Linked DNA regions of Homo sapiens: all the other regions are linked to region 2. A link is an interaction called in ENCODE POLR2A ChIA-PET data of the cell type or tissue named here. Cell type or tissue: GM12878. All regions are shown on one strand. Each heading gives the region's core, and the rest is flanking DNA. Links, peaks and the distances in the headings are about the cores only.

Region 1 (7,534 bases), core at 1,296-6,295, 420 kb after region 2:
GGCAATTTTCCAGGCCTGATGTTCCTCGCTATTCTCCTCGCTGTTGTTATCCCAAGAAAGTAATGGCATAGCATTATTAAAATATCATTACTTTCTGTGGGGAAAAGTAAGAAAATGCTTTTATTTAATTTACCATTAATGAGGCCACCTGGAGATGTGCCCAAAGGACCTGGGACTTCTGTTTCAGATGATGAGAAAACTTCCAGATCTTGATAGGACTCACTATCAAAATGTTGTGGGAGTGTTGGGGGACTTGAGGCCACCCTGTCATTTTTCACCAGGGCCTTACTTCTTCTGTCTCAACTGTCCTCATCTTCAGAGGATGCAGAATTCAGGCCATAGGGCTAGAGAAGGGATATTTCTGGCCTGACCCAACCCAGGACAGCCTGAAACGTTTACAAGAAAGTTTGTTTTTAGGAAATTTCCAGTCCAATTATGCTCTCCCTGGAGATGTGAATAGTTCAGATAGCATTCAGATAAGCATCCACAATGTTGGGAACTTCCATAGAAAACAGACCAGCATAGAATTTTTTGAGGCTTGGCCTTCTCTGGATAAAATAGCTCTTTCAGGGTGAGGCAGCCTAGCCTGGTGGTCTCAGGATAGAGGTTAGCATCAGGAGATCCTGAGCGTTATGATTCCTGCTTCCTCTCTGGCTTGATGGGTGGCCTGAGGAATAAAATGAGAGCCAACCTCTGGATTTGAGACAAAGGGACCAATAATGATCAATATCATATTCTTTGACTTGATTAATTGGTGTGACGAATGGGTCTAAAAAGAAAATCACTTTCCAGCCTAAAATGTATACGTGAGATTCACGGGCCAATCGTTTGGGGTGTGCTGAAATCACTCTGAACAGAATTCTGCCTTTTCCATTAACCTCTACAGTTATCTAAGATTCCTACAGTGGCTTGAGTTCTTTATGGCCTCTGGTCAGTGGCAACTTCTACTTTGGGATGGCAATTTTAGATCAACATGGTACCTAATTTTGGCTGATGTAATTAATTAATCTTCATTCATTTTAGAGAACAGCAGTTTCCATGATCTTGAGGAGAAAACTCAAATGTTGTGGCCTGACTTTCAAGTACCTTTGAGCTCTAATTTCTGCTTATCATGCCAAACTCATCTCGAGCCACATATTAAACCATTTGACACCAACTATGCATTTTTTTAGATTCTACTTCCATGCCTCACCCTCCGATGCTCTCCGGCAATCCAGTATTACCTTACTGTAGCACTGCATCATTTTTCAAATTGTTTGGCAACTATCCATTTGTCCACAGATGGTATGTAATTAAGGTTAAAAGCATGGTTTTTGAAGTCATCCAGGCGAGAGTGTAAACTGTGCACTCCCACATGGCACAAAGGTCTTGCCCTAACACTGTTCTGAGAGACTGGACCAAATTTAACTTGGCTTCCACCTGCACTAGGCTATGTCCATAACAGGGATTCCCAACCCCATGCTGAGTCTTTGCTCATGGAAATATATGCTGCCAAACCATGCAAAGCACATCTTCTATCATTTTCCATTCCCCCCCACACCTGGCTCCCAGTCTCTTTTTTTTCCTCTTTTTAAAATTTCCTCATAACCTTTTTTTGTTTTCTTTTTGTTTTCCCTTTAATAACCTTAGTCATCTTTATCTTAGTTGACATTGAACTCAGCTTATACTGGAGTTTCTGTCTCCTGTTGCAGTAGTCTGGATAAAATCTGTCTTGCCTCCTTTAATACATGACTGGTGCTGTTTCTCTTCAATAAGATTGGAATCTTAGGTCTGCTGCTTCATAGTTAACAGGTCTTCAGGAAATTAACTCCTCTAAGCCTTCATTTTGTCCACCTCTAAAATGAGAATAATTATGCTTATCTCACAGGGATAAAATGAGGATAAATACATACAGTTAGTCCAGGTCCTGGGACTTAGTAAGCCCTTAATATACTATAGTAATTCTTAGTATTCTATGTCCCTGTCTGGGTGGATCTCAAGGGATCTACCATGTGTTTTATTCTACCATGTCTCTCATTGCTGAGTTCCTGGCCTGCCAAGGTACCCAATGGTGCCTTCACTGCTTTCTTTTTTCTTTTCTTAGACAGAGTTTCGCTCTTGTCACCCAGGCTGGAGTGCAATGGCACGATCTCAGCTCACTGCAATCTCTGCCTCCCAGGTTCAAGTGATTCTTCTGCCTCCGCCTCCCAAGTAGCTGAGATTACAGGCATGTACCACCATGCCCAGCTAATTTTGTATTTTTAGTAGAGATGGAGTTTCACCATGTTGGCCAGGCTAGTTTTGAACTCCTGACCTCAGGTGATCCACCTGTTTTGGCCTACCAAAGTGCTGGGATTACAGGCATGAGCCACCATGCCCAGCCTGCCTCCACTGTTTTTTGTGCCCAAATCTTACCCAAGGTTTTCTCCAAAGCATCTTCACAGTTTTATTTCTTTTCCTGTTCATGTGCCTCTCTCCTAGGCCTTCCTCTTTCTACTCTATGGTGGCTACTTGGTGGCCTTTTGATTTCACAGAGGAGGACATAACTATAGTATGACTTTTGCCATCAGGTACTTTAATCAACGAAGAGGGTTCCATACACCTAATTTGATCTTTGCCCTGGAAGTTTTTTTATCAAATGAAATGTTCACCTAGCACTTGTCCCTCCAAGTGTTGTTAACCTCATCTCCACAAGTCCTCATATTCTCCAACCTTATAGGGCCTGGAATATCTGAAATCACCCTATTCCTTTGCATTGCTGCCTTCAAACTGGCATTGTTTTTCTCTTGAGCTCATCTCATTCTTATAATATCTTGCCAAATTCAATTAAGAGCAGCTAAATATTGTTTTCCAAAGTCTTCTCCTATTTCAATAGGTAGCATCCGTCTCCCAAATGAACATGGGTAACAGGCTTTCTATACATATGTTTTGAAATGTTTAAAGTTACTTCTTTTGTATTATTTTATTTTTAACTGACAATAATTGTATACATTTTAAGGTATGATGTGATATTTTGATATATGCGTACATTTAGAAATTATTAAATCAAGCAAATTAACATATCAATCACTTCACTTATCTTTTGTGTTGAGAACACTTAAAATCCACTCTTTAAGCAGTTTTGAAATGTATAATACATTGAGCATTGCATGACAAGCAGCTCCATATTTTAATATTTCCCAAATATGATATTCATTTTCTCACCTTCTTGCCCCACTGCTCAGCCAATGGCAATTATTCTTAGTTTTTGTTGTGAGTAATTCTCACTTCTGTTTCCAATTTCTGTATTAATCAGAATAGGAAAGGCTGTACTGTGGTAATAAACTTCCAGCTCTCAGTGGCCTATCACATGAAAGATAGTTTCTTTCTTGTTCAAAGTCCTCTGGAAGAGAAGCAGCTCTCCAGGGTGGAACACTTCTCCAGGAGGATTGAGGGACTCATGTGGCTTATACCTGGTTATATAGCTTCTGGGACACACATCTTTCAAGGCCTCTGTGGTGGGAGAAGGATGGGTATGGAGAACTCACACCCTTGCTTATAAACCTCCAACTGAAAGTGAAACTGTTATTTTTACTCACTATTGGCAAGAATCTCATACTTCAACCTTCCCTGAAGAGGTTGGGAAATATGGGGCATAAATGTGCTCATCTGTGTAGCATGAGCCCTTCCGCTTTGTCCTGTCTCCCTTTCTGCCTGTTTCCCTTTCTCTCAGCTTGCCAGTTGAGAAAGTATTCAGCATTCTACCTTTTTAGACACCTTTGTCTATGCACATTCAGAAGAATGAGATGGGACCAGATGATAAACTCACTGTTTATGTGAAAAAGAAAAACTGTCTTCAAGCTTCAATCTGGAAGGAAATAATAGCAAGAGAAAATTATTCAAAACAGAACATGAGTAGTGTTATCTGGAGTGAGCTATTGCTGTCGAGCACTGATTCTACATCCACAAAGGAGGTTTATTTATGGGAGTAAAGGATTGTTGGTGGGGTTTGTTTTGCTTTTTTTTTTTTTTTTTTTTTTAAAAAAAGACTAATACCTAGGCCTAATCCTGGAAATCCCAATTTAGTAATCCAAGGTGAGGCTCAGATTTCAACATGTCTCCAGGTAGTTTGGATGATCAGCTAGGGTGAGGGACAACTGGACACAAGATACTCAGGAATACTTCGTCACTGGTAGAGGACCTAGTGTAAAGGGGTGAGAGGTTGAAAATGTTGGTGGGAAAGTAACAAGATATTTAAAGAGGCAGACAACATAACAGTCGGTCAATGGGAAGGTGGGTGGTCTAGCCATAAAAAGAAAGAAGATGGCTCTTCATCTGCAATGGAAGAGATGACACAAAGAAGAAATTGTGAGACACACACCCCTTGGCAGCCTCAGACTTTCCAGTCGCCACTCACTCATTTATTTAACATTTATTGAGTAGCACTAGCCATCAGCCAGGTAGTCTGCTAGGGTCCCACAAATACAGTGCTGGACAGGACTGCCATCCTGTCCTTGGGAGGCTCCCAGCCAGTGGGCACTCAAGGTAAGAACACACCGTGATGTGTGTGGTGACAGTGGGAGAACATGGAAGGGAAGTGACTGAACCAGGAAAGACTTCTGCAAGGAAGGGAATCTTTTCCGAAGCTTTAAGCGTAAAATAAGTAACAGGTGCTACCCTCTTAAATATTTTCTGAGACAAATGAGGTATGCAAACAAACAGGGCTGAATGTTGGCCTCATTGTCCACAGGGTGCTATAAAGAACGCAAAGACGGAAGCAGATAGACCTGGACAGCAACACCAGCCTCAGCATTAGCAGTGCGTCCTGAGCACCACTAATGCTGGTCCTCCACCAGCTTGCTCCACCAGCCTCCGTTTCCTCAGTTATACAGTGAGCATGTGAACACCCTCCTCTCATGGGTCGTTCTTGAGGAATGGATGCCATTGCCTGCCTTCAGCAGCTAGCACCAAGTTTGGTTTAATGCCAGTTCTCTTCTTCTCTTTCCTGCCACTCATCACTGTCTTACCAAAATAGGGATACTAATGCTGATAATAGTATTAACACCATTATTAGATATGACTTCTACTACTAATAGTGTAAATATATTATTTTTGCACAACAGTCTACAACTGACACCATACTCTCACGCACATCACCGTTCTGAAGTTACTATCGCCTATTCTCCTTTTCCCTTCCTACCTTTTTTGTTGTCTTTGGAACAGTATTGAGTCTGCCTTAAGGTATACTTAAAATAATATAAGTGAATGAATTAAAATTAACTTGAAAAAAAAGTATAGTGAAAAAGTGATACCAATAAGATTGGCCACAATGTATTTACTGATCCTCTGGGCAGATTTAAGAGTTAGCTTTCAGCTTCCTAGAAGCCAAAGTGAAGAGAAATATTTTCAGATACATAGTTTATAGCATCCATGAAATAAGTAATCACCAGTAGCTTTGGCGATTTTCAACTATTATTGGTACTAATTTCAGACAGGTGTTTCTCCCTGGGAGTCTCATAGGGGAAAGCTGTACACCTGAGTGAACAATATTCAAGGCAACCTTTTGACGGATGAGCAAGAGCAATGCTGGGCTACTTTCTCCGAGATTCCCAGTGTGCACTGATGGTTGAGAGAAATTATCTTAGGGAAGAGAGAAAGATGGTGTAATTTAATTACCAATGGTCACCTTATTTGGCTTGACCAAAGGATAGATATAATATAGAATTTGGGGAGAATGAAAGCTGTGTGTTCTCTAAACATTCCCCGATGGACTTTCCGTGATTGTTAAATGACAGTGTGCTCAAGATACATCTATGTGGTAGCTTACGCATATTTGTTTTCTAAATGCAGCTTTTCCAACTAAAAATCTTGGAATCTTTCCATCAGGAAGTGTAAATTCTATTGGAGGCTCATGATGAAGTCACTTTGGCACTCATCAGTTCCCATTCCTTCCTGATTTACCTTCGGTCCCATGGCAAGGAAAGCACTTAACGTCACCCTTCCACCCTGAAGTGTAACTGGAAGGTTACCTGAGAAATGTGTATAGGATGTTTCCCCTAGCGCCTAGCACAGTGCCTCAGTGATCCATCAGCTATCCTCTAGGTATTGTGGTTGTTTCAAGAGTTGATTTGATTTTCTTGCAGCATTTGTAGTTTAATGGTGCTTTTAAGTAAACATTTTTTTAACAGTATTTAAAAAGGGGCCTAATTGAAATCCATCTGGATTCAGGTAGGCCCTTCAGACCCCTAATGCTTAGCTAATCAGCCGATCATTGGCACAGTGGATTGCGACTGCTCTCTTGCAGAGTAGCCTCTGAATGGCTATGTCTCATTGAGCAAATGCCCACTTGGCAATGCTGTGGCCCTCGCTATGTCAGGATGTTCTCAGCAGCAGGAAGAACCAACTGAAACACACATGTTTCAGCATGAGATGTAGCAAATCACCAGTGGTGGTGCTGACTCTACCACCACACATGGTGTCCCATGTCCAAGAACAGGTTTCCCAGGCACACAACCAGTATTCTCTTCAGCACACAGAAAATAGATCCCCAGCTAATCCCTTAAGATAAGTCTCTACAAGAGGAGATTTAATATGTCATCCATGGGCAATTCCACAATTGCACACACTCCACTCACCTTTTTTCAACTCTTGTCTTCAGATGCTGTGGGAAGCAGCAGATGCCAGACCACCACAGAACCCCAGGCAATCAAGCATGACAAAGTCCGAATTCATGCTCATCGGTCAGTGTCCTGGGTCTTAGTATAGGCGTAAGGGCCTGTACTCTGGAACCAGGCTGCCTTGGTTCTGTGCGGTCAGGGATTCCCTAAGCCAGTTACTTTACCACTCTGTGCCTCAAGCCCAATTTGTAAAACTAAAGATGGTAAACATATAGGGTTGTTGAGAGGACTAAATAATTGGATACGGGTAATTCGTTTAGAACAGCATCTGACACATATTTTACCAGGCTTCCGTTATTAAAAGTTGTGGTCTTGAACTGCTACAGAGATTCTGAGATTTACAGAGTATACCAGAGATGACCCTGGGGGGCAGCCAGCTCTCCTTTTTCTCCCCTAGGAATCCCAAATTAGGTGCAGCTTCAGAGGACCTCAGAGCTTTAAACTCCCTGAACAAAGGGTAAATAAACAATTTAGTTTTCTGTGCTAAATCCCAACTATATATTAAGTGTTTTATGTATAGGTTCACCTATAATCTTTCCGTTTACCTGTGAAGTAGGCACTATTATCCCCATTACTTAAGGAAATTATCTTTCTCCAGAGAGAGTATGATTACCACACTGGGCTTTAATACTCTTCTCGCTACCAGTATTGTAAACTATAGAATGCCTTGACAGTAAACTGGAGGATGCCTCATTCAAATTGAATCTCAGATTTAAAACATTAAATGAGATTTTAATATAAGCCTATCCCAGAGGTTGCATGGAACATACTTATGATAAAATATTATTCACTTTTTAATCTGAAATCAGAATTTCACTGGCTGTACTGAATTTTCATTTGCTACATCTGGGACCCTAACTACAAGGAAGTGTCTTCTGGTTGCCAAGCACTGAGCTTAG
Region 2 (7,534 bases), core at 783-5,782:
AATGTTTGATATTCAATGAAAAAATTCTGAAGGTGCATGGACCAATAAATATTGTGAATATCCATGTGAAGTTTGTCACTCCCCCAAAATTTCATTCCTCTTCCCATCCTTTCCATTCCTCTTCCCTGCTGCTCGTGCTCTCTCTTTTTCTACCAGATGACAGATGACTAAACAAAATAATAAAATGTGAAGCAAGTTCTGTTTTGCCCATGGAGGTGGAAAGTGAGTGTGTATGATCCGTTGGAAGAATTTGGAGAAGATTCTCTAAGAATTAGGAAATCGTTACCTGACTGAATAAAGCATGTAGAATTATGATTATTATGCAGATGTGTATCTTGTTCCTGACAAACTATAATATAAAGCAAGTGTTCTGAAAATATGTTAATGAAAAGAAGAAAGTTACACAGGATGAGAAATTCACTTTCGCAATGCTTAATGTAAAGCTGATTATAATATTGAAGTCAAAATTAATTCAGTCTTAAGTCATTCAGATAATTGAATAAATAAAATTTATATTTAATCTGATGTAATTAGCATGTTTTTATATATCAATTTCAACAGAAGAAAGAAAAGTACCGCCCACTTTATTTTCCTATGGATCTGGGGTGGCAAAATAAATTTTCATCTCGTGTGTCTGCTACAGTCTCCCAAATGATTAGTTATTTATTCCTTGTCTGAATTTGCTGACAAGGTCACCCTCAGACCTTTGCAGGTGGCAGTTGAGAGAACTTCATAGTCACCTGACCTACTTCCAAGCTGTACCGTCTACATGATGCCCAGACACATTCGACTTCCCTCTTGACTTTCTCACTTGTTCTCCTTGCCTATTTATTCTAATTTTCATGTTATCTTGGTGTATTAGAGCTATAACTCATGTTAACTCTTTTTGAGAATATAATAGAGTGAAATAAAAATATAATGTAATAGACACTGTAATAGGTTTTCTGCAGATTACTTGAGCCTGGAGTGTCCCTGGTATGGCAAGGTTTCCAGTGGTAAAGAGCTAGATAAGATTTTAATCCCATCCAACAGGGGTGATTGATTCTAATCACCTCAGTTCTGTAACATTTTATGCAATGGTATAAGTCATGTAACCAAGCAAGTATTGGTGAATGTTTATATGTTCCAGATGTATCTATTTGTAGCCACTCCTATTTAAAATGTCCGGTTGGGTCCCAGATCAGAGAAACAATTATCATTATCTACAAAATGTATGCAATGCCAATATACTTTGAACAATAAGTACTAATAATAATACAGATTTCAAATGTAATATTCTTTGAAGTAAGCAAAATAGACAACTTGACCGTGCCTGTCAGGTTCTGGGGAAGAAAGTGCCCTGTACAACCATCTTGTTTTGCTTCTTTCAAACAATGTCGGAAGTTGAGGTGATAGCAGCATCAGTAGAACCTTTCTTTCATAGCTTAGTGTGAGTTTATTTGATCTTGAGGGGCCCATCTGGATATTCACCAGAGAAGTCTGCCTGTCTGCAAATGAACATAATTTTGTGTGTGGGCTGGTACAGCGTGGGCTACCACGAGCATGGGGACTGCAGCAACCTTTGGCTCGGGTGCATGTGAAGCAGGTGCTGGGCAGTAGGGAGGAGTTAAAACATCGCTTGGAATGTTCCGGCGAGGTATCATCATGTATGGGCTTAATAAGACGCCATGACAGCAGAGGATTCTTACTCTGTGGGAGCTGACTCTAGTCCCCTGTTAGGAGATGGCAGGAGCAGCTATTCACACATACTTGTGAAATAAAACTAAGTTACACTCACACAGAGCCGTAGTGACTATAAAGGCAGTGTACACAGCTAGACGCTTTTAACTGAAAACACAAATTTTAACAGAATGTTGGTAAAGACATGGAAAATGTAGTTTCCCCATTTCTTGTAAACGTGGTTTCAGCTCTCACATCTATCCTATCCTGTATCTGTCTACATAATGCCTGTCACATGTCCACCTTGAAATCCACAGGGTATTGTGGGTGGATCTGAGAACTGCTAGAGAAAATTCTGAGATGGAATCACAATGGCATGATGACTCATTTTTCTTTATGTGTATCTGTCTTCAATTTCTTTTTCTCGTGGCAGAGTTTTAAGGGGTTACTGGTATCAGGTCCTGAATTCATTTGCTAAAGGTAGCTGCGGGATTTCAGAAAAAGCAGTTATTAAAAATAGTTGGACATTACCAGGAGAAACATCACTCAGGTCTCCAGTGGTTGTGGTTCTGCAAAAGTGTGGAGCTGTGTTTGATTTAAAATAACCAAATCTTTTTCTGGAAGTGTGTGCAAAGCTAGAAAGTAAGCTTGTAGAGAAGAAGGCATATTTTTGTATATTTTTGGGCAATGCAGTACCAAGTTATGGTATTGGAGTGGTCATGTTTACTAACTACTGGGAATGAATTTCTCTTCCTAAGCTATACATGACTTGATGTGTTGCTGAATTAGAGGACTGGAGTCCAGGGACCATGGACTTGATTTTCTTTGCATTATATCACTACACCCTCTATTGCTAGCTACAGGGGCGTGTGTGCTGTTGCTGGGCAATAAATACCCATGGCATTAAACATACTGACAAAACTAAGGATGGAAAGAACAGAAAGACATATTCACATCTTTAAAAGTGTATAAGAATTAAACTTCTCTATAATATTTTTCTAGCAACTGCACATTAGAATTAGAAAGACAAGCAACCACTTTAAATTAGAATACACGTTTGTTTTCCCCCGCAGGGAAATGAAGTCAGGGGGTGCTACATACCTTCTCTGTTCTGAAATGGACACATTTATTTCTCAGTAAATAACTTTTTTGGGGGTAAAATTACATTGGCCACTGTAGAATTCAATGCTTTCCTTCTGCGTATTTTTTTTCAAAACATTAATATTTTCTCTGCCAACCTTTGAATTCAAATGGGTGTTCTCATGGCTTTGGAGCTTTTGTTTGCATCATTAGAAATCCTTTTAAAAATGGGTGAATTAATTTGGTGGAATTAGGTTAACAAGTCATATCTGAAGCGCACTGGTTTACATTGTGGTTTGTGGTGAGTTTAAAGGCGGTTTCGTGAGAAAACTCCAAGTGCTGAAAGCAAACCTTTCTCAGCCCATAGTGTCTTGATGTACTAAGCACAGAATTTCCTTTTGTGGTCTAGGGTGACCTGGCATTGGATAATAAATATCTGTCAAAAGATTTCCTGAGGTTGACTGGAAGCATCATTGACACTTGAAGTTGTTGCTTTCACAGCATTATACGGTGAAACCGGAAAACTTTTCTTTTTAGTATATTGAAGTCACGTCTCTTTGTAATTATCTCCTAATAGACAATAATCATTTAATCCCCTATTAACTCGAATACTCACACCTCTTTTTGTTGTGTGGTCCAAGAAGTTATGCATAATAACTTCTGCATGAATCTTGCATTTCTTTGTTTACTCTTTTATTATCGTGTTTGTCCAACATTTGGAGAAGAAAAAACAAAAACAAAACAAACCGATGACTCCCCAGTTATCAAAAAAAGTCTTGTTAGAAGTTTGAGAAAGAAACACTCACACACACACACACACACACACACACACACACACGCCCCACACGGAAAGCCACAGCATGCTCACATTAACTGTGGAAACTGTTTTCCATTAATGTGTAATCAAGAAGCAGGCAGGCCATTTACTTTGAAAAATAAAATAAGAAACCAGTTGCCCTCCCCTCCATGCCCTTCCAGATTAGACTAAGCCCCCACATTCGACAACCTGTTTGTCAAACTTAGCCTCTCAAAGAATAAATTCCCTTTTTTGTCGCAGAACCAGTAACAAATCAGGAGGGGTGGATTTTTTGTAATGAGTTAAAATATTCCAAAAGCTTAAGGCTTCCATTGCAGTTGACCTTTAAGGCATGTTGCAGCAACAAAGTTAATTCACTCTGCACATGTTGCACAGCAACAGGTGGTAGACAACCACGGGGCCTGTGTGCATTCCTCCGTTTGCAAACCCCTGGCCCCTGGTATTCTGGGATTTACACTACCTCCCCCAGGCCCTGACTGACAAGCTAATCGGTGTGCTGGGAAGCGCTGAGCTATTGATTCCACTGTAACAGAACACCACCCTGTCAATGAAACTGCAATGAAATGCTTCAGCAACGAAGAAAGGGAGGCATTCGACTGTTGAGCAACTGGAAGAAATTTGCTTGTAGGTAGTGCGGCAGAAATGAAAAAGCTCTCCGGAGCAGGGCCTTGAAAAGCCAGGTTATTAAAAAAGCCACAAAGCTGGAGTCTGGCTGAGTGGAGAAAAACAGTTATGGTTCAGTTAGGCGTATCTAAAAGAAGAAGGGAGGAGGGGGTGCAGCTTTCAAAATTGCATTAATCCCTCGAGTACTTAATTTCTTTTCTTTTATGGAAGCTTGTAGTATAGCAACAAGTATTCAAGCAGTTAATAATTTTAAACAGTTTAGCTTACCTTAGGCAATATATCTTTAGCCTTAATTAAAATTTTATTTTAGTAGGAAAAATATTAAAATGACATTAAGATCTATCCTCTATGATGGGACATATATGATAATATGAATATCTTATTAGACAAACTATTATTAAACAGTGGCTGGCATTTTCTCTCCTGAGTTTGACTTTAGTTGTCTGAAACGCCGTCACCATTTCTTAATAATGTCTCGATAGCTTCCTTCTGAAATATTTGAAAGTGCCACATTAATTGGAAACAGAAGCCAAATGCACATCCCATTTTTAATACATTGATGGGAGATCCATAAACCACACCTAGGTACTGGAAATTCATTGAGAGGGGTAGTCTTCTCACAGAAACAGTATTTGTGTAACCCCAAGTATTCATCACAAGCCACCAAACAACTTGATCTTGGTCATCCTGGTTAAATATTTTACACGGAAAAAAAATCACTTCTTTTACAGTCACAATGCTAAAGAAGAGATATAGAAGCTAAAACTGCTATATTTGCAACTTGCATAAGCTTTATCTACCTGTTATGTAGTCATGTGTGTGCCTGTGTGTGTGTGTGTGTGTGTGTGTGTGTGTGGGCGGGTGTGTGCATTCCCGAGTTTCTCTGGAAGTGCTTAAAGAGTTAAGCAGTTGGGTCTCATCAGTGTAAGGAATCTTAACGACAAAACAAATCTTCGAAAATTACCTCCAACCTGAAACTACACAGAAAATAACCATCAATTTTCATCTGTATTTCCATCTTTCATCTCTACATCTAGTACTGATCACTGTGGCATTGAAGTGCTCCTTCAAACTAATTAGATTAATTTCAATTTCTATTGTGTGTGAGAAGGACACACTTATCATCTCCCTCCCTGCTGAACCCAATAATTGATTGGATGGTGGCAGATTGGTAAGATCCTCCTCCTGCCAAGATGAAGGAAAGTCTGGATCAGGGGGTTATTGAGGATTCATTTTTTGAAGTCGGAGTTGTTGATTGTACTTGTGACTTTGAGGATGGAGTCTTCCAGTCTGTGGCATCTTTGCTCTGTGAAGAATTGGCTGTGCTGTGCCTTCTAAATATAGTTTGTGAATATGCATGCTTCAGTGGGCCATGAGGCACCTGGGAAACAGGAGCAGGGCAGACGTGTGTCTGTTGGCAAGAGTGGAAGGGGAACCAAGGGGAAGGGGCACTTAACTTGGAGTGAGGAGGTGTGGGTTTCTGTGCCGATTCTGTTCCTAACCAGCTGACGTCTTGAGACATTTACTTATCCTCAAAGGACCCAATTTTTTAAATCTATAAAATGGAGGAGGATTTATTCAATAAATATTCATGGAACCTAGCCACCATACAGCATGAACTGTGATAGGTTTTGAGGATTCAAAAGTGAGCAAAAAAGAGGGAGAGCTATGTCTTGAGCTGAGACGTGATAATTTAATGTCCAGGCAGAGCAAAGGGAACGTGCAAGGGAGGCAGGTGGGGAAGTGCACAGGACTGGAGGACGTACAAGGGAGGAGCAAGGGCAGCTTGCAGTGAGAGAAGGCTGCAGAGGGAGGCATATGGTAAGGGGATGGGGCGTGATCAGATTTGGGTTGGCAAAAGATTTGTCAAGAACTTGGTGGAAGAGACCAAGAGTGGAAATGGGTCAAGCAGGGGGCAGCTATGATAGTAAACCAGTCAAGAGAGGATGGGCATTACCTGCCTGAGAGCCTGGTGGGGAGGATGAGCAGAATGAAGAGATGCTCAGGAGACACTCTTGACAGCATATGGTGATGAGTCAGGTTTAAGATTCTAGAACATGTCCCCCAGTTTCTGGCTGGAATTACCCAGTGGACGGTGAAGTCACTCACAGACTGGGGACACTGGACTGGGACCAGATTTGTCATGCTCACAAATTTGGTTCAGGACACGAGTTTGAGAACAATTTGATTCACCAGAGAGGATGATGAGATGACCCCTAAACTCTCCAACACCTTTAAAATTCTATGATTCGCTCAGATGAATTTGTTGTAGGGAAGTGTATCCTGGTCACATTTGGAAGGTGGCATCAGGTAGTGGAAATATATCAGCTTTTATCACAGATGGGGCCCTAACCTAATTTGGCTGTTTTCTGGCTGAGGGATGTTGGTCTAGTTAATTTATCTCAATGTCAATTTCCTATTACGAATCAGGGCAATGCCCCTCCCTTTCATGGTTAACATGAGCATCAGAGATAAAGTGTACATTTCCTGCATGTCCCCAGACACAAGGAAGAGTTAGAATTTTTTTTAAAGAACTCGTTCCAAAGTTTGTTGTGATGAGATATTCATCCATACTGTCCTGTGTCAAAATAAACAATATATTATTCCAGACGATGGGGGTGGAATAATATATAAAATAAAATCTACTTAATAAGTGATTGTTCGCAGATAACAGTGACTATTTAACAACCCGGCTACCAGTTTGTTCAAGGGTCTTCTGTTCTATGTGTGGGGCTCAATGGAGTCAAGTTACAACACAATATTCTCCAGAGAAAATTCTTGAGTCTCTCTGATGAGGTTTCTTTTTGGCAGTAGTGGATAAGTAAGTTATATTCTCCCATGGGTGCTTAGGAAGGGTAGTTCCTGGAAGATGGCTGTGGTGCCACACACATACATCCCTCTCATACAAGAACACATGTCCTCATACCACCAAGACAGACTGATGGTGCTATAGGAAGAGGCTTCTTTCAGTTCTTGTATGTGTGTGTGATCATTCAAAATCTTGGCATTTAACTACTTTTATTAAAATATTGCCCAGTCTACCTCACAGCAGATCAACATTCACCATTTAGTTACCAAATTAAACTTCTTATGGCCATCCATGACTGTCAGGAGACAAGAGGGCGAGAGGTGTTCTATCATAGAAGTGTGAAGCTAAGGTCAAGATCTCACTTTTAAACTTTCCTTTGGAAAAATGCAAGGGAATTTTGAAAGGATTGAGGATTCTGAGAAACTTATTTCCTTATTTCTCCATGAAGATGGAATGATTATTTCAGTGTTTCTTAAGGCTTTTCAAGTTAACAGCTTCTAATATGTAAAAAGGTCTTGTACCTTGTAAATTCACTTATTCCCTCA
Region 3 (7,534 bases), core at 979-5,978, 280 kb before region 2:
GAGCCCTGACAACTTCAATTCCCTCCTTCAGAGATGGCTCAGGCAGTTCATTGCAAAAGAAGAAGAAAAAAAAGTTAGGGATGGAGGTTGCTATTGGGTAAGGTGGCTCAGGCGGCTGAACCAGAACTGGTTTCCCTGGGTTTGGGAGCAGAAAAAATTTTTTGTTGTGGTTTTCTTTTAACTTTGGCCAAAGTTGTAGTGCTGGCAGCCACTCGGATCTAGGAGGTCAAAGGTGAGGGCTGCACTAACCCTAAACGGCTGTCCTGGCCTGGCTACAAGGCCAAACAGGCAGGGGAAAGGGGGTTTGTCAGCCTTGCAGCTTGGCACTTTGGAGGGGGCATCTGTGGAACCCATACTTGGGGGGCACAGCATCAAGTGTGGGTTTTAAGTGAAATATTGAGGATTTTTTTTTAAAAAAGTGCCCTAGGCTTGTGGGACTAGAGTCCTCTTTTTCCCTGAGAATTCCCAAGGCGCTGGTCTTTGTCTTAGAAGGAATGGAGTTTCTGAATGGTGTGAAAGGGACAGAGAGGGTCGCTTCAAATCGATTTTACTTGTCCTTTCTGTCTTTTCGGATCAACGCCCTTCAATGGGCACAGAGGTGCTCTTTCAACCAAAAACTTGTGCTACATTTTCTGCCTGTATTGGTGCTAAATACAATAAGCACTGGGCAGGGTTTTTTTTTTTTTTTTCTTTGCTCTCCAAAGCAAGAAAGCACCCTAATTAAATTGTTTTATATGGACAGTCAAGACGGACCAATTAAGTATGCATTAGTATAAAGATATAGTCTGCAGATAAGGTTGTTTAGAAAATCATGTGTAGGACAAAGGAGAGGGCGCTAGCATTTTGGAGAGGTGCCTAGACCCAGCAAGGTCATGCCCCTTCCTTCTTGGGCCCCAGGGGAATTGCAAAGGCCCGGGCCCCAGGTGAGAGGGGAACAAGCTCGCTAACAGGTGGGCGACATTGCCGGAGACTTTCAGGCCCGAAGCCCCGGCCCAAGAGTAGTGGAGTCCGAGGGTCGGGATTCCTCACATCTTACTCGGGCAACGTAGCAGACCGAGGTAGCGCTCCCGTAGGACGCAGCGGGACCCCGCAGTGCCCTACTCCAGGTCCACGGTGCGGCCCTGCAATAATGAAATCGTCTGCGCCCGGGGAAGGCCAGGAGGGCCAGGGGACACAGACGGTGTCACGGCCGCAGCCCTCTCACAGCCACTATCAGGGCAGGAGGCCTCCACCTAACAATTCCAAGCTAAGCGCTTTTTCTGATCTTAGGAAAGAGGAGGAGTTTTTCTGCGAGGAAAGTAACGCTTCCACCCGACGCCATCCGGCCCGATGGACGTCGAGGATCAGTCTCCAGAGTAGGAGAAAGGCCGACGGGTCGGAGAAAGGGTAGCAGGGAGAGCGGCTCGTCATCCAGCAGATGCAGCTCTGGGCTTCTCCACCCCCTCTCCTCCCTCAGAGGTGTGGGCGGGCGGAGAGCATCTCTCCTCGAAGGAGGCGACCCCCATAGCAGGGGCCGGGGCCTCCCCGCGTCGCGGCTCAGGGCTGTGATAGGTGGTCCCCGGGCCGAGGGGGCGCGAGCGCCGCGCGTTGCTGCTGGAAGGGCTCGCAGGGCGCACAGGGCAACCCTTAGTAGGGCGGGAGGGAGGAGTGCGGGCGAGAATTAGAGCCTGGGGAAGTGGCTGAATGTCAAAAGTAAAAGGTTGAAAAGCCAATTTTCCAGGCGCGCTTTCGCCCCCCTTAGCTGGTTGCAGGGGCCGTAAATCAGCGGCCGGCGGCGAGGGCGGGAGGAGCCCCCTCGGCGAGCTCGGCGCGGCCCCGCCCGGACCGTGCGCACCTCCCGGTGGGCCCCGAATCGATCCGAAGCCCAGCTAAGGATGTCAGCGCACTAAATATTTACTGATCACACACAAATAGCCGGGGCTCGAACGATTTTCCTCTGTGAGGAGAGCGCGGAGAGAAGGGTAAATCATTTTATTAGTGTGGATAAAGCCCAGAGCACACTCCGGGCTGGAGTGTTTTAAGATGTGTCTTCAACAGGATGAAAAGAGTTAGGGAAATCGATACCGAGTGATTAGAAGCCCCCGGGGTGACGAAGGGGGACTGGGCTTTCAGGGATTTGGCGAGGCCGAGAGGGGGGAGCAGGCCTCAAGGGGGGCGGCCCGACCACCGCCAGGGAGCTCCCGGCTCAGGCCTCCGTCCCTCCCTCCTCGACGGGAGACGCCAGGGCGCAGCGAGCTGCGGGGAGTCCACTGCGGCCAGGCTTCGTGGTGCCGGCGCCGGGTGAAGGCTGCGCGGGCCGCCGCGGGGCCGAGGGCTTGAGAGCCACTGGCTTCAAGCCGCGAGTGGCAGAGGCCAGGCAGCCGCGGGAGTGGATTGCAGGCGCGGTGTGGGAACGCCGGCAAGTCCCCCGCACGCAGTCTCTCCAGACAGCCTCGGGGATTGAAGGTGTGGCCTAAACAGGTTGCATTTCTCCTGCTGGCATTTCGGGTACTCCTCCCAGCCGCGACCCGATGCACCCTCGAACTTTCTCCCGGAGAAATCTCTACCCATCCTGTCTTTTAATATTTTTCAAGAGGTCTCAATGGCCCATCCCCGCCAGCTGCCTCTTCCTCCCACCCACTCGGTGTCAGGGGCGGCCGCCGGGTGGCGGAACCCGCTGGGGACTGCCGGGAGAGTGGGTTCCAGGTTCCCTGCTCGTGGGCAGGTGGGACGACATCTGAGGCCGAGGAGGAAGGCAGGGGGCTGGGTGACAGGCACCGAGGAAGCCCCAGGACGTCAGCGTCCTCTCCTAGGCGGGAACTCAGCTTTGGGGGTACCAGGCCACCCCCAGCGATGGAAACCCGCCCGGGGCCCTTGGCTGGGTACTGCGAACCCAAGTGGCCAAGGAGTAAAGGCTGGCAGGGCTTGACGAAGTTAGCAAGGCTTTGAGGGGAGTTTGCTGGGAGGGAGAGCAAAACCCCCAAACTCAAGCAGCGAAGCCCTGGCGCGAAAATGGCTTTTCACTTCTCCAAGCGCAAGTCTCTCTCGCTACTGTGAACAAACCTTGAGGTTCGAAACAGCTGCAAATAATCAAGTAGGCGCAAATTTCGGGAGGGGAAAGGAGGGGCAAAAGGTAAGAAAAGGGGAGAATCTTTTTCGTTTCTTCTTCCTTTTCCCGCTCCTGGCCTTTTCCTAAATATCTGCGCTCCCTAAAGCAACTGATAGCTACCTACGTTTGTTTATTTATTTAGAAAGGTTCACCCCCCCCCCACCACCACCCCCCAATTGCTCGATTTTCTTGGCAGCTTGAGGGATCCAATCCAGGCTGCCCTGCTTGGCTCTTCGGTGCAACAGGAAATGTAGCTGCAGATCCAATTAACCATTTTCCAGAAGAGAATTTCTTTTTTTTTTTTTTTTAAATGAATCCCAGTGGATTGAAGCGACCGTGTTCAGGTGTGAGGCTATCGGGTACCTCGCATTCCTTCCCCGGTAATCCTCCAATTCCTGCGTTGGAAGTTCGCAAGCCAAGCTGACCTGGAAGGTGTCAGGAGCCGGGTGTCCATTAACCCTTCTTGGTCTTGGCCAGAACGAAGGTTAACTACAGTGATCTACCAAAAAGAGACGTAGCAAAAAGGAAGCGAGGGAGGGAGGGAGCAAAGGAAGAAGGATGAAAGGAGGAAAGGGTATATTCACTCTAGTTGCCAGAATTTTAGAGCTCTGCCCTTCACTGGTCCTCTCCCACCTCCACCCTTCCTATGAAAGCAGGTTTCCATTCAGATAGACAACAGTCTCATCCATCACCCGCAGCACACTCCATGGAGATGGACTTTAGGGAATAAGAAAATATAATATAGTGAAATATTTTCTTGTATTTAACTGACCGTCTAGTCCATTTAAAAAATATTTCTAACCATGTCTACAGCAGTAGATTGCCGTGGCAGAGAGTTTTAAAAACTAAAAAAAAAAAAAAAAAAAACTAAAAAAAAATTACATGGTTTATTTAAATAAAAGCTAATTTTAGAATCTTGTCAGTAGCCACATTATAGCCATAAAATCTGGGTGAGATTAGAAAAATATATTCTGCTGGTTTCAAACCTGGTGGCTGCAGGAAGGTGTATGCACGTGGGTGTGTATATTCTGATGGTGTTAGAAGTTCCTTGATGGATTAAAGGTTCATATACTCAGGCACTAGATAGAGGCTGTCACTCATGTGTACTGGCAAAAAGGCAGAAGGCAGTACAAAAAAGAGTTTTGAATGAGCTCCTTAGAACCACCATTGTTGAAATACAAGCTGAAGCAACTTAGCTATGGTAGAGCTACCGTGGCTTGCAAAATCACAGAAAGACACTTCAAAGTAAAGCCATCAGTTTTGCAGTTTGGTAGCTTTGGCAAGGCATTTAAATAAAAGGTGAGCATCTTTTGCCTAAATATTTAAAAATTCAGGGATATGCTACTCATTCTATTTTACTTTTCAATGGATTGAAGAATTAAAGGAGAACAGGCTATAGCTAGAGATGATGGCATAAGGGGGCTCTCTGCCCATTTAACCAAGTGTGATGTGGGCTATACATGCTTTTAATGCTAATATTATATTGTAAGGCAAATCCTGCTGAGAAAGTTCCAAAGACATCTAAAGCCATGTGGACATCAGCTCATACTTAGTAGTGGACAGAGTGAGGAATTATTGTCTGGTTCTATATTTTTCTCTTTCTCAAGAGTCTGGTAATGAAATCTTTTAAATGACAGTTAATTTTTGGTATGTAAAAAAAAGCATTAATCAAATGATATCAAGTGCCAGTCATTTAAATGTGAAGGTGTTAGTAAGGCAAATACCCAGATAAATTAATATGGTTAATTAGCTGCATCAGTAGTACTCAAAGAAAATACAAGCAGAACAACAAAAGGGATCTAATTTAATTTTCTTAAAACACAAACTCAAGGTGAATTGCAGTTGGAGAAAAATAGTTTAAGGAGCGATTTCCATTCTATTGGTTTTTATAAGGTTTTTTTTGGGGGGGGGACAGTTTCAATATAAAGGAGTAAGTAGGTGGACAGAGACAGACATACTGTCATAATAGGGAAACATGCACAAATTAATTACAACCTCATTTCTCCTCTTAAAAGGCTGATTTCTTGAAAAGTTGAAGGTGCATCTTAAAAATAAATAAAGAACTTCTGTGTAAAATTAAGAGAAGACTGTTTAACTTCATATTCAGCTTCTTGACCATAGGATGTATTAGCTTGAGAATTTACAAAGTGTATTGTTTAAATAAAATTTATACTTTTCTTTTTAGTTTGAATACAAGGTAGAGAAAGATACTTTTCCTATCCATCTATTATAATTCATAATAAATTAATCAACCTTATCTAGGAGATTTCTATGTACTTGACTGAGGTAAATGGATTGAGAGGAAGTCACTTTAAATAGTTTAAAGCAAAACTGAGAACATTAAAGGAAGGGAATATTGAATTCAGTGAAAAATGTCACATTGGTTATTTCTTGGCAGAACCACATCACATCACCGTCAGGGAGAAGAAGATAGCAAAATTGGGGAAGCCTATTTCTGTGTAGAATGTATGTTAATAACTTATTTACTTCTAAAGGTATGTTGCAATTTCTTTGCATATACTTTGTTGCCACATTACCAAGTAATTAAAAAGATGCTACTATTGTGATATTTAAGTAGTGAGGATTTTAAAGATACTTTTCTTCTTAGCCTCCTCTGAGTGATAAAGACTTATGCCTATTTACTCATTGATTTTCTTACATGTGATTTTGGTTAATTTAATGGCTTTTAAAATTAGATACTATTTTGCTAAAGTCTACACTGTATATAAATTGAAAACAAATTCAAAAGTATCAAATCTTTTTCAGGAATTGCAATTTGAATGTTCAGTTATTGAAGAGCTACTATTTCAACCCCCCAGGTTCTATTAAAAACAAACAACTAAACCTGTTCTTCTTTCCTAACAACTCTTAAAATTGCAACTGACATGGCTGTGGATGAATGAATATTTAATATGAGTCTTTAACCCTCCTTTCCTATTTACCCTGGAAATGCCTTTAATTTGTCTTTTATGCTTACGTATTTTAAAAAGCATTAGTCAGTATACAAGAATTATTCACTCCCTTTTTAAAATCAGTGAATAAAAATTCTAATTATAGAAAAGAGGTGTGATGTTTATTCTGAAGTTTCAGTAGCATGCTAAGGTTTTTAAAATAAACTAGAAGAAACACTATCCTAGATAAATTAAAATAGGGCAGTTGTTGGGTAGGGTTTACATTCATATCCTTCTGCCTTTTTGCTTTTGGTACAAAGATATTTGGGTTTTTGTCTTCACATACTGTCTATTGTTAACAGAGTGAATTTTTGAAGTTAAAAATATTTTCAAATTGTCTCGCCTTTATAGTCGAATGCATTATTAAATTGAAAAAATAATATTCACTTTTGTGTTCAAATTGGTATGTCCAGGCAATAATGAGAAAGGTATGTTCTGTAAAATGTCTCCTCCCCTAAAAAACAAAACACATAAACATTACATAAATTAAGCTCAAGAGAAAAAACAATTCTTAGGATTCAGTGTGTTTGAACAGTGGAGCTCTTAATAAGTTTTTAAAATTTTTTTATTTTTAAAACCTTAACTATCTTCTAAGATGGGACACTTCAGTTTTACAGTTTTATATACTTTTTGAATTTAAAAGCAAATTTTAACATTGCAGGATTTTTGAAGCGCAGAGAGATTTGAAAAATAAGCCTCCAAAATAAAAGACAGACAAGTGACAGGGCATGATGTCTTGCCTAAGTTTTTATGGACGTTACAAAAGTTTTCTTTTAAAAATTACAATAACATGCTTTTTCGTCAAGTACAAAATAAGATAGGAGGGAAAAAAAATGAAGAAAAAGTCTCCCTCTCACTCTCTCCCACCAAAAGACCCCAAACAACAACAAAACAAAATAAAAAGAAACCCAAATCCTAAACCCCATAAATGGAGCCCCTTACCATGTTGGGAAAGTTTCTGTGCAAACTGAACTGTTTCTGTGGGTCCTGCCAAGCTCCTGGCTGGTCAACTTTTTAAACACGGCAGGCAATGGTTAGACTGAGGTGAGCAGCCTGGCAGCCTAGAGAAGGAGGCAGACTAGAGCTCAGCTCCAGAGACCTACCACTTAGAGGGAAAGTTGGGACAGCAACTGTTGAGAGTTAACCTCTCCTTTCCAAAGGAGGTTTGCAGAGGCAGGACAGTGAGAGCTGATACCACCAATTTTATTCTTTTCTCAGGCATTTCTAACTTTTATGATTTCCCCCCTCCTTCCTTTACTATCTGTCTTTGTGCCTCCAGGGCCAGTGAAAGAGCAGGGCAGATTCTAGATTGCTTTCAGAGTTTGCCTTCTCTGATGATGGATTACCATGTCAATTTAAACAGCATAGGATTAATTTGTTTCAATGATTTCTCTTTAGGCTGAATGCCAGCCGTTTTTCTATCTTTCTCTTTGCTCTTCAGAACAACAACAACAACCAAAAAAAAAAAAAAAAGCCTTCTTTCCATATTCTAAGT

The links. Peaks named below come from ENCODE experiments on the same cell type or tissue, not always from the same donor. Only the 100,000 strongest peaks of a DNase experiment are listed, where the experiment ranks them.
Region 1: POLR2A ChIA-PET joins it to region 2 with 5 read pairs; 2 of 35 experiments call an interaction of 5 or more read pairs at or near these places.
Region 3: POLR2A ChIA-PET joins it to region 2 with 7 read pairs; 5 of 35 experiments call an interaction of 5 or more read pairs at or near these places.

Annotation. Positions count from the first base shown.
Region 1 is chr15:95,617,182-95,624,715 of GRCh38, reverse strand. No RefSeq gene overlaps it. Among named protein-coding and RNA genes, the nearest start is that of LINC00924, 190 kb to the right of the region's middle. In GM12878, for the core only: no CTCF peak of the experiment used is centred there; a DNase peak (open chromatin) is centred at 3,535.
Region 2 is chr15:96,033,296-96,040,829 of GRCh38, reverse strand. All of the region lies in intron 1 of LOC112268156 (a long non-coding RNA gene), which reads right to left. Among named protein-coding and RNA genes, the nearest start is that of NR2F2-AS1, 290 kb to the left of the region's middle. In GM12878, for the core only: no CTCF peak of the experiment used is centred there; DNase peaks (open chromatin) are centred at 1,999 and 3,109; H3K27ac peaks cover 631 bases.
Region 3 is chr15:96,316,966-96,324,499 of GRCh38, reverse strand. The region is part of intron 1 of NR2F2-AS1 (NR2F2 antisense RNA 1); the gene reads left to right. Among named protein-coding and RNA genes, the nearest start is that of NR2F2-AS1, 6.4 kb to the left of the region's middle. In GM12878, for the core only: no CTCF peak of the experiment used is centred there; no DNase peak of the experiment used is centred there; H3K4me3 peaks cover 637 bases.